2 separate regions of the Homo sapiens genome follow, and region 2 is linked to region 1. A link is a contact called in ENCODE Hi-C or POLR2A ChIA-PET data. All regions are on one chromosome and are shown on one strand. Each heading gives the region's core, a stretch centred on a gene start or an enhancer-like site at or near the end of the contact. The rest is flanking DNA. Distances are from core to core; before and after follow the strand shown. Region 1 overlaps DENND1A (DENN domain containing 1A). Region 2 overlaps DENND1A (DENN domain containing 1A).

Region 1 (4,883 bases), core at 1,763-4,262:
CTTTTTAACATTGGGGAGGAGGTTTTTTTGTTTTGTTCTGTTTTGTTTTAATAGGAAGGCTTTAAATATTGAGTGCTGAATGGTCTTAACCAAGGGATGCTTTGCCATTGGAAACACGTTGGCAAAATCTGCTGACAGAAAGAAAGGGATACCTCTCCTCAGGTATTCAACATGGAATGTCAGGAGCTCCTCAGACAGTAGCAAGTCACCAAAAGCAACTGAAAGACCCTGTGTCATGTTACTTTTAAACTCATCAGTCCCGACATGAACACAAGCAGCTCTGCCGCAAGTCTTCCCCCGGGAGGCACTGCTTCATTGTATCATCTATTCTAATGGTGCCTGAGTGTTACATCCTAAAATTTTATTGCAAATTACTTTTATTTTTATTTCTCTTTTATAGGAGAGCCAGAGCATTATTTTGGTTTTGTGAATGACTAGATTACATTAAGATTTTGTTTTTAGGATAGCAAAGTAGATGCTGGTTCTGATAAGGCTGAAATCCACTGGGCTCTGCTGAGGTCAAGATGAGGGGAAAGAATTACTTCCCACCTGGTTCTAAAGCCATCGCTCATGCGCTTTCTTCTGCCTGTCATGCAGATTTTGTCAGTGGAAGCCCCTCCTCACTGGCTTTCGTGTCCTGTTGATATGTCCTGATCATGTGTTGAGCACTGCTATTTTTTTTTTTTTTTCCTAACCCAACACAGCATTTCCCAGCCCCAGCCCTGGAATCAGACATTTTTTTTCAAGGAGCCCAGGTTCCTATTACTGGAGAATAGTATTTAGAAACCAATATCTGGGCACTAAGTGTGCTCATTATAATTGGGATATCTCTGCTTCCAGGCCTTCTCAGTGACTAAAACTAGGGAAGGTATGTATGTACATAGATTTGTATTTCTATTTATTTTATCTGTCTCTACTTTCCTACCTGTCTACTGAACATCATGATGCCCCACAGTTACATTCAGTTCCAGTTTGACACCGTGGGGTTCATTCTCATTCTTTCCCTAACTGGATTTGTAACTCTCTTCTGATAGTAAGATACCTGGTTCCCATTATATATTTACCAGCTTGGTCAGTCTTGATCTGTTCCTTGTTTGTAACCAGTGGCCCTCTGCTGCAGCCCCCTTCCTACACAGCGCCACCCTCCTCACCCTGTTTTTACAGTAGCATGTGCTACTGTTTGAACTGTGGCACCTTAGGCAGAGCTGCTGCTGCCCCTTCCTATCACGGACAGCATTCTCAACCACATGGACTCTGCCTCGCCTCCCTCCCCTCCCCCGACCCCCACTTTGGTGGAAGCCCTCCCACCCCTCAGGCTCTGACATCCCACATTGAACTGCCTTCCAGATGTTCTTTGTACTCTTCTGGGTTCTAATACCATTGCTGGTCAGGCCCTCCACTCCACATAGATGCTGTCTTTATCCCATGCCAGGTCTAACCCCTCCTTGCCCCCTTGAGTCATGAAACTCCAAGTCAGGCCTCCCCCATGAGACTCCCTCCTCATCCTGCTCAGACGCTGACTTTCCCTTACTAGGCCCCTCACTCTGCTTGGGCCCCAGCACACTATGCCCAATGACCCCTCAGTGGGACACCCTTCTCCTCCCACTTGGACTCTAACACCAGGTTGCCCCTTCGGGAGGACAGCTTCCTCCCCTCACCTGAGTCTGATGTCCTGCTGTGGACCAGCATTCTCCCAGGTGGTTGCTGCCTTCCTCGACTTGGTCAGCCTCTCCCACCATCCCTGTCCCCTGCTCTCTTCCATACCTACCTTGCCTGGTCCCATCTCATAGCTTTGAACTGAACTAGTAGAAAGAGGTGTCGGAGAGCTCTTAAAATTTTTTAATGGTTTTCTGTTTTAATACTTAAAGAAGTGGAATCCCTTTATATTCACGCTGAACTTACACAAGGCCAGTCATCCACGTGTACACAAACTCACCAGTTGGAGTGATTATCATCCCAAGTGGAGTGAGATTAGAAAAGGCAGTCCTCTGCTCTCAGTTCAGCTCAAGAGCCAGCAGCTCACCCGGTCGACAGATTTAGATGCAGGATGCTGTCATTCAGCCTGACCCCACAACTCAGGTTAACTACTTTGTGTTTACACAGACCATGTCCGCCATATTTGGAGGTAATTTAAGGGCTTTTTCAGGGTGATTTTGACTATGGGCTGTTGCTGCCATAAGTGCTGTCTTTAGAACCTGCCCTTGCCCTCCTTACAAGGGCCGGTGGGACCCCGGATCGGGAAGGCAGTGGGTGGAGGAAACTTCTCAAGTTTAAAACTTATTACCTCATATGAAACACAAGCCTCTCCATTTGACTCTCAGGCCTGGGAGTGAGGGTAGAGCCTGGGACAGAGTTACCTGAGCCACAGTGGGTGAGAAGGGAGAGAAGCCTGGATCCAGGCAGGTGCCTGGGGAGCAGGCTGTTCCTTTTCGCTTTTCTCTGTCTTCTGATTGGGTCATGATGATGCTCCATGATCATCTTCTACATCAGTCCGAAAGCCTAAACTAAATAAAGCACTTGGGAAGGACTTCCAGCTCCTTCCACCCAAACTGTTACTCTGTTGTGGGTGTGTCTCTTTCTGATGAGGACCATAGCTTTCTTGAGTGCAGGAGGACCCTTTGTGCCACAGCCTTGGACAGAGCCCACCATAGTCCCAACTGTGGTACTCCGCAGTGGGGACTCAAGCCGTCACACAAAGGCAGCAGGCAGAGGCGGACCACGGATGGTCGCACCCCGTTAGATGTCCAAGGTGGTGCAGTGTACTAGAGTGTTTGTTTCTGTCTTTGGACTGGGAAGGATTGTTTATTCAATGATGACAGACACACGCAGACTGGAGTGCAGGGTCCCTGCAGCCTCACCTGCAGCCTAGCAGGCCGCGCAAGCTGTTGTGGCGGCTCTAATGAAGCAGGACAGGAAACGCCGCTGGATAGAGCTCCGCTGTGAACCCTGGCCTCCCAACAGGGGAAAACAGGGGCCCTTTGAAGAAGAAGACAGCTGGGTTTCGGTTTCAAAACCTTAACACTGCCATCACTAGATATTCATCTGTGAGTGTACAGGGGACAACATGTGGGGAACAGTTGTGTCCGGTCAGGCCAAAGGGAGAAAGAAATGGCTGATTTCCAGGGTAACTGCAAAACTTCTTGTGGCCAGTGGTTCTGCTTAGCATAGCCAAAAAGAATTGACTTGGTGAGGCTGAGGCTGAGGCTGAGGCTGAGTGTGAGAACCAGGGTGCCATCTATAGTAGGCTAGGAGCTCCTTCCCACGTCACCTCCTTCATCCTCACAGCAGGTGACAACTTGGAGGCTGGAGCTTCTGTGCCCAAGCCACATTGGTCAGTTGAACCTACTCATCCAAAACTACTTCGATGGATTCTGTAGTCCTAAACTGTCAGAGCACCCAGCCTGCCCCATATCACTTCACCAAATATTTCTAAAATGATTCAGTTTTTCTCTTGTTTACTTGAAGTCACAGTTTTCTTGCAAGATTCTACTTCCCCTTCTTGCCTTTTCCCCCCTGCCTCCTGACTTTCAGTGGCTGGATTTAACTAGTGGTATTTTGCTTTCAGGAAAAAAAAAATTTGTAATCCTTGGTCAAATTTGTTTACTGAGTCGTCTAATCTGTGCAAGAGTTTTCTTCTGAGGGGATTTCTCGTTCATACTATAATGGCTTTTAACTCGGCCGAGGTTTATTTAACAGAATAGGAAAGGAGAAACTTATCTGCTCCCTAATCCCTCTTGAATGTTTACATTACTCTGCCAAAGTAAATGCTGTGCAAAGTGGCAGCAGTCATTTGCTATGTAATAGTCAATATGCAGCTGCCAGGGCTGATTGAAACATATTAACATAAGTGATAATACTGTCATAGAAGTGAAAAGTTAAGTTGCTTATCAGTATATTTTGATAAGCTACTTAAATTTTACAGTAGCATGTGCTGGCTTTAGACAGACGTTAATGACAGAGGACTGTGCACTTTATCTGTTCTCTTTGTTGCCTCTCACTTCATTTATTACCCTCAGTGGCGCAGCCGGTAATCTGTACAGGGTGCTGATTCCCCTCTCCCTGGCAGGATATCACATCTGTGCGCTACCTCGTGTCCATATCTGTCGGTATTGGACTCTGTTAGCACAGCAGGGCAGACATGACCAGGCCGGCAAGCGCTTGGTACAACCTTCTTCTCGCTTGCTGTTAGATGTAGCTTTGGAAAATTTCCTTCTAGAGAACAAAGCCGTTGAAAGTAAGTGGCAAAACTGCTTGGGGGTGTGGATACTTTTCAACAATTCCATAGGATGCGTGCACCCTTGCCGTCAGTCTTTGTCTGGCTTTATTTGCTCAGTAAACGCTGAGCACTGACGGTGTGCCAGGTGCCATTCTTGGCACCGGAAAGACAAAGTGAAGAAAGATAGGCCCCTTCCTCTCTGTTTGCATGTGGTCTGTTGAGAAAACAGACATGCCATTGAGGACTGCATCATGTGGGGAATGTTCTGAGAGCAGCATTCTCATGACCAGGGCAGCACAGAAAAGAGAGAATTAGGGCACATGAAGTGGGGATGGGGAGGGGGTGAGGGACAGTTAGGAGGATGAGTAGAAATCAGCTAGACTAGACCCACAGAGGTCTGGGAGAAAAGGGCCCAGTGTATGTAAGCCCAGGCAGGCTCAAAGATACCAGGACGTTCCGGAGTGAGAGGAGTGAGGGGAGCATATCTATGAGGAAGTAGACAGAGGACAACCAGAAAAGTGGGCAAGGGCCTGGCAGTGAAGAGCCCCAGAAGTCCATCCTAACAAATGTGGACTGGATCCTGGAGTGACGGACATCATTGCAGCAATTAAGTACAATGTGCGATGGAGATTTGCATTTTAGAAAAACCATTCTAAGAGCCGTGGCC
Region 2 (4,787 bases), core at 1,649-4,148, 37 kb after region 1:
TCTGGAGGAGGTGGGGTTCTCCTTGTATGTCACGTGCAGTTGGCAGCATCCTGAGAGGTTCTGCGGAGTTTGGGGATGACGTAGCTGAGCAGACTTCTGTTGTATTCACACCTTTGGACCTCTTCAAATTCAGAATTTGAAAGTTTCCCAATTGTTGCCTTTTATTTCCTTAAGAGTGGCTTTTTATTATCTTTTAGATGGGGGCTGGTGCGGAGGGGGATATGCAAAGGCCATCTCAGCCTGAGATTTTTTGAGGAACCTCTCTTGACAGATCCTGATGTGGCCTGCAATACTTGACAAACCACATTCTTCTCAATTGTGTTTGATAAGATGGAGGCTTAATGCTCCTCAGAGCCACCAAGCACATGAAAGATAAAAGCTGTCTAGCACTCGAGTGCTGTCTTCTATAAAAATGGCTGTGTCAATAGAGACAAACTCAACAATATTTAGTTCAGAGGCAGGTAATATGCATTTCGGGGTTTCTCGGTCAATAACATTGTGATATTCTGTATAAGAAAAATGTAAGTTTTTGTTCTCTTTGCTCAGTTAATGTATATTGATTGTTTTCCTTTATAAATGATAAATAGGGAAGGCTTAACTAAATCTTGTTCTCTAATGTAAATACTTCAGTGTGATTCCCTGTAGCACAAAGGCCCCATTTTTCTTCCATATTTTCATATCTGAGCTTAATTCATACTGCTTTTTGGAACTCTATGGAGAGCAAGTAGGTCAAAGATCTTAATAGAGATAATACAATTCCATCAGCATTCCTAGAAGATAGATATTATTCCCATTTTACAGAACAGCCAGTCCATTTGGAAAGGCGGAATAACTTGCCCAAGGTCATGTCCTAGTCAATAGGAGAGGTGGCCATGAATATAGGTCGTTATGATGCAGTGTCAGGGGAAGGAGGCTTTGGCTTCTGGAAAGGGAGAAACATCAAGGGATTACACACAAACTAATCGTAGCCCCTTCGAAGTGCATGCCTGGGAACCAGGTTATGTCTATTGGGTGCCATTACTTAACACCATTTTCCAGTCCCTTGTGCGGGAACTGTCACAGGAGCCAGAGGCATGTTGTTAGGAATAGCCACCCCACTAAAGGAATTTGAAAATTCTTGTAAAGAGCCAAAAAGATACCCTGAGCCAAATCTGGTGGATAAGGTAACTAGTGGAGCTAGGTGCTGTTGGTTTGGGTGAAAAATAAGACCTGATTGTATAGTACTTAGAGGTTTTTTTTTTTTTTTTTTTTTTTTGTAGCTTGTAAAGCTCCAAGACCACTAAAGAGCATTCACAGAATAAATGTGTAAGAATATCCTTAAGTAGATTCGTCCTCAGTACTTTATATGGGAGCCCCGCCGTTCTCCCCCACCCTTTTAAAGTTCTTTTAAGTTAACCTTTTGAGCCATCCATTTCCTATATGACAGGCACTATGCTAATCATGTATGTGATCATTTTTTTCATTCGTTCTTGCAGCAACCCTAGGAGCTTGTGGGTTTTCTTCTCCCTTTGCAGATGGGAATGTTAGCACCCCCGAAAGTTGATGTGCCTTGTCTAAGATGAGCAGCAGAGATGGAATTAAAACCAGGCCAGCATCCTTGCTGCCTCATACTTCCTTCTTGGTAACTCTTCATTGTCATGAATTCCCTGTGACACTTGTACTTAGAGAAATATTCTTAGCATGACCCTGTTGGCCATGGATCTAAAATAATATAAAGAACCTCTGCCTGGTCGTCGTCACCTTTGAACGCACACCTAAGCTTTTTACTTCAGATTCGGCAAGCCCTGTCTGTGCGCCTGACACTACTCTAGGCACCAGGAAACAGGAGGCAGATCTGTGAATTCCCATTGACACACCCAGTCTGTTAGCCACAGCTCCATTTCCTTAAACACTTCAGATTCCATTCCGTCTGCCCATGCCTTCTTAGACTTGGCTGTCTCCCAGCAGCTCCTGCACCCTATTCCTACCATGAGTGCGGCCTTGGTGGAGCCCTGGGGCGTATCTTCTGTAACTCACTGTGGTTTCAGGGTTCATATATTGCAGCTATGTATCTTTGTCCTATATAATAAAGAATAAAGAACCTTCCAGGGTTCATATGTTGCAGTTCCTTCGAGCAGTGTATCTTGGTCCTAATCACCCCCTTTATAATTTAGGGATACTGAAAGAAATTTGGACAACTAAGAATATCCAGTTAAATAATGACAAAGGCATATTTACTTTCCTGAGAAACATCTATTTGTTTTACCCAGCGGATGCTTTTCAGAAGGAAATATTGTATGGTGGCAAGACCACGACCTAATTAGCCTCTACACCCATAACCGAAAACCATTATTACTTTTCTGATGGTATCTCATTGAAGGAAGACAAAAAAAATAAACTGGCACCCTCTCTCTGTCAGTTTCTTCCTAACTGCGTCAACAAAAATTAGTCCCCAGGCATGTGGGAGCTGGGCAGGACCGGGTACCCTGTGGCCTGAGGAGTGGTGGGTGATACTTCCATCTCCCCACCAGCACACAGTCTGGTCCTTAGGAGATGTTTCAGTATTCGAGTGGAACATGGAGACTTTTCCAGCCTTGCCCCAGTCCTGTTCCACCACTCCCACCGACAGCATCCATTGTCTGAGTACCATCTGGTCTTGAGCCCTAAGAAAGGGCCAGTTTGTGGACTGGGCAGCTTTTCAGATTTGGCTTCGTTTTTGCTACTTTCCTGACGAACGCCACCTTGTCATGTTGACGCCAGCCTGTGTGATGAGCTGAGCACCTGAATGATGTGTGCAAAGCTTTCCTAGCTCTTCTGGACTAGAAAACACTAATCCTGTTTGCTTATCTGCCGCCCTTGAAGCAGAGATGAGAGTGGCAGTTGAAGGAGCTTTGAAATCCTGGAGCAGAGCCAAGGCCTCTTTGCCTGCACACTCCACTCTGCATGTTCCAGCCGTAGGAACAAACTGCATTATTTTGTTTCAAACTGTGCTCAAGGGAAGCCAAGACCTTGTAACTGGAAACTTACCAAACAGAGAATTCTAAGACTAAATTTAGTGTTCTATTTAAAAAATAAAATAAATCGAACATTGTGTTTATCTTTTATATGTTAAAAAGGAGAGAGAGTAACCTAGTTCACACTAACAACCTGAGAAGAGTATTCAAAGAAGTGAGAAGAAAACTAATCCTTTTGGTGAAGAGGGAAATCCTTAAGAAATTATAATGAAGTGGCATGGAATAGAGGCTTTGCAGCCAAACTTCCAAGCAGCACAGCCTCTCTAATCTCCGTTATATACAATTTTATTGTGGTCCAGAGAATATTTAAAACTGTTAAAAAATAAAGGAACTTCCATGGACAGAAAGTAGGAGAGAAGATTGGTGGGTTTTACTTATACGGGCATTCTCTGGCTTTAAAATGTATAGATAATTAATTGCTTGTTGAACTATATTCTTCATTTAATTATGTGTGAATTGGTTTTCTCTTATTCATGTTAAACTCTAATTGGAATGAAGAACCTTGAGATACCATAGAGACTCTGTAATACAGAGTATCAACAGGTTCATTTGTGACACTTTGATGTGACTTCAACCAGCCATGGTCTCTCTGCTAGCTCTTACCTTCCTCTCCTGCCTCTTCTCCCATTGCTTCAACAAACATCAAGCACTTTGGATGAGGCACAGGATTCAGATTGTCAGTGATTCCCCAGTTCTGATCCATGGATTAGCATTATGTTAGAACCACCCAGAAAACTTGTTAAAATGCAGGTTCTTGGGCACCATCTCCAGACATTCTGGTTCACAAAGTCTAGTATGGAACCATGGAATGTGTATTTTTTGAGGTTCCCCGGATGATTGATACACAGCCTGATTTGGAACCAGTGAATAGACAGTTCTCTAAGACAAAAACAATATTTATTCTTTGGTGGCTGTTATTTTGCATCGTTAGACTCATTTTCATGTTGAGACGACATAATAGAGACTGATCAAGTTCATTTAGAAGATGTTTATGCGTACCGACTGGCACTTAAAAAGCTCTTTGTTTCCATATTCTCTTTGGGAGAGCTTTGACTGGGGCCTTGGCTAGTCTAGAAAAGGACCATAGCTGAGTATAATCTGTTCAGGCTCTCAGTAATTTTACGGAATACCAGTGCAGTCCACCGGTGTAATTTGGGGTGCATGTGTGTAAACAGGTGATGTTTCTTTTTTTTTTTTTTTTTTTGCCATTTCATTAAATTCATCCGATTTCTGCCATGGCAGAAAATTTTATTATTTTAGTAATGCGGTCAAGTCATGAAATAAATTGTGTCTTCCTTAGATTGCAGGACTGATAGCTTCTCATATGACTCTTATGAATCAGAATTTTAAAGAATCAGAATTTTAAAGGATAATATTTAAGTCATTGACATCTTAATCTACTTAAAAAGCCCTGCACCCACTTTGGCAGACATGGCTGTCATAAAAGAAATTTTGAGCGCCTACTAGGTGCTTATGACACTGGGAGCAAGGACTCATAATTTCCTGTGTTGTTTCTGCAGACTGAAAGTGTGGTCACTTTGGTGAACCAAGGTAGTGTGATATGAGGTTAGACCATGAAATCATCGGTAAGTGCAGACACGGAGCACATTCACATTTGTTCTTTTCTGCTACCTTGATAGCTTCAGAGTCTACCAGCTAGATGTGTCAGACAGCCCTGCTGGAGGTATCTTTTCCCAAGAAAAAAGACAGCAGGAGTGGAGGAGAGAGTATCAGACTGCAAGTCAGGATGGCTTTGTTCCACTTCTGCCTCCGCCTTGTACTTAATCCACCATG

The links. Hi-C counts contacts between places; a loop is a spot of excess contacts on that map. ChIA-PET counts read pairs that join two places held with the same protein, here RNA polymerase II (POLR2A). Pooled maps may share reads with other maps.
Region 2: a map of Caco-2 shows a loop between it and region 1 (6-fold over the local background). The contact joins two enhancer-like sites. A Hi-C loop is called at or near these places in 5 of 168 maps with a recorded cell type or tissue (B cell, Caco-2, GM12878 and 2 more), 11 of 37 single-sample maps with no recorded cell type and 10 of 50 pooled maps. POLR2A ChIA-PET finds 5 or more read pairs at or near these places in 6 of 52 experiments (B cell, HCT116, HEK293T and 3 more).

Annotation. Positions count from the first base shown.
Region 1 is chr9:123,677,725-123,682,607 of GRCh38, reverse strand. The region is part of intron 5 of DENND1A (DENN domain containing 1A); the gene reads left to right. Among named protein-coding and RNA genes, the nearest start is that of MIR7150, 190 kb to the right of the region's middle. RefSeq lists an enhancer at 3,008-3,087. Within about 2 kb of position 3,012, at least 4 of the 41 ENCODE cell types and tissues checked have a DNase peak (open chromatin) inside an H3K27ac peak, as active enhancers do.
Region 2 is chr9:123,640,847-123,645,633 of GRCh38, reverse strand. The region is part of intron 9 of DENND1A (DENN domain containing 1A); the gene reads left to right. Among named protein-coding and RNA genes, the nearest start is that of MIR7150, 160 kb to the right of the region's middle. Within about 2 kb of position 2,898, at least 6 of the 41 ENCODE cell types and tissues checked have a DNase peak (open chromatin) inside an H3K27ac peak, as active enhancers do.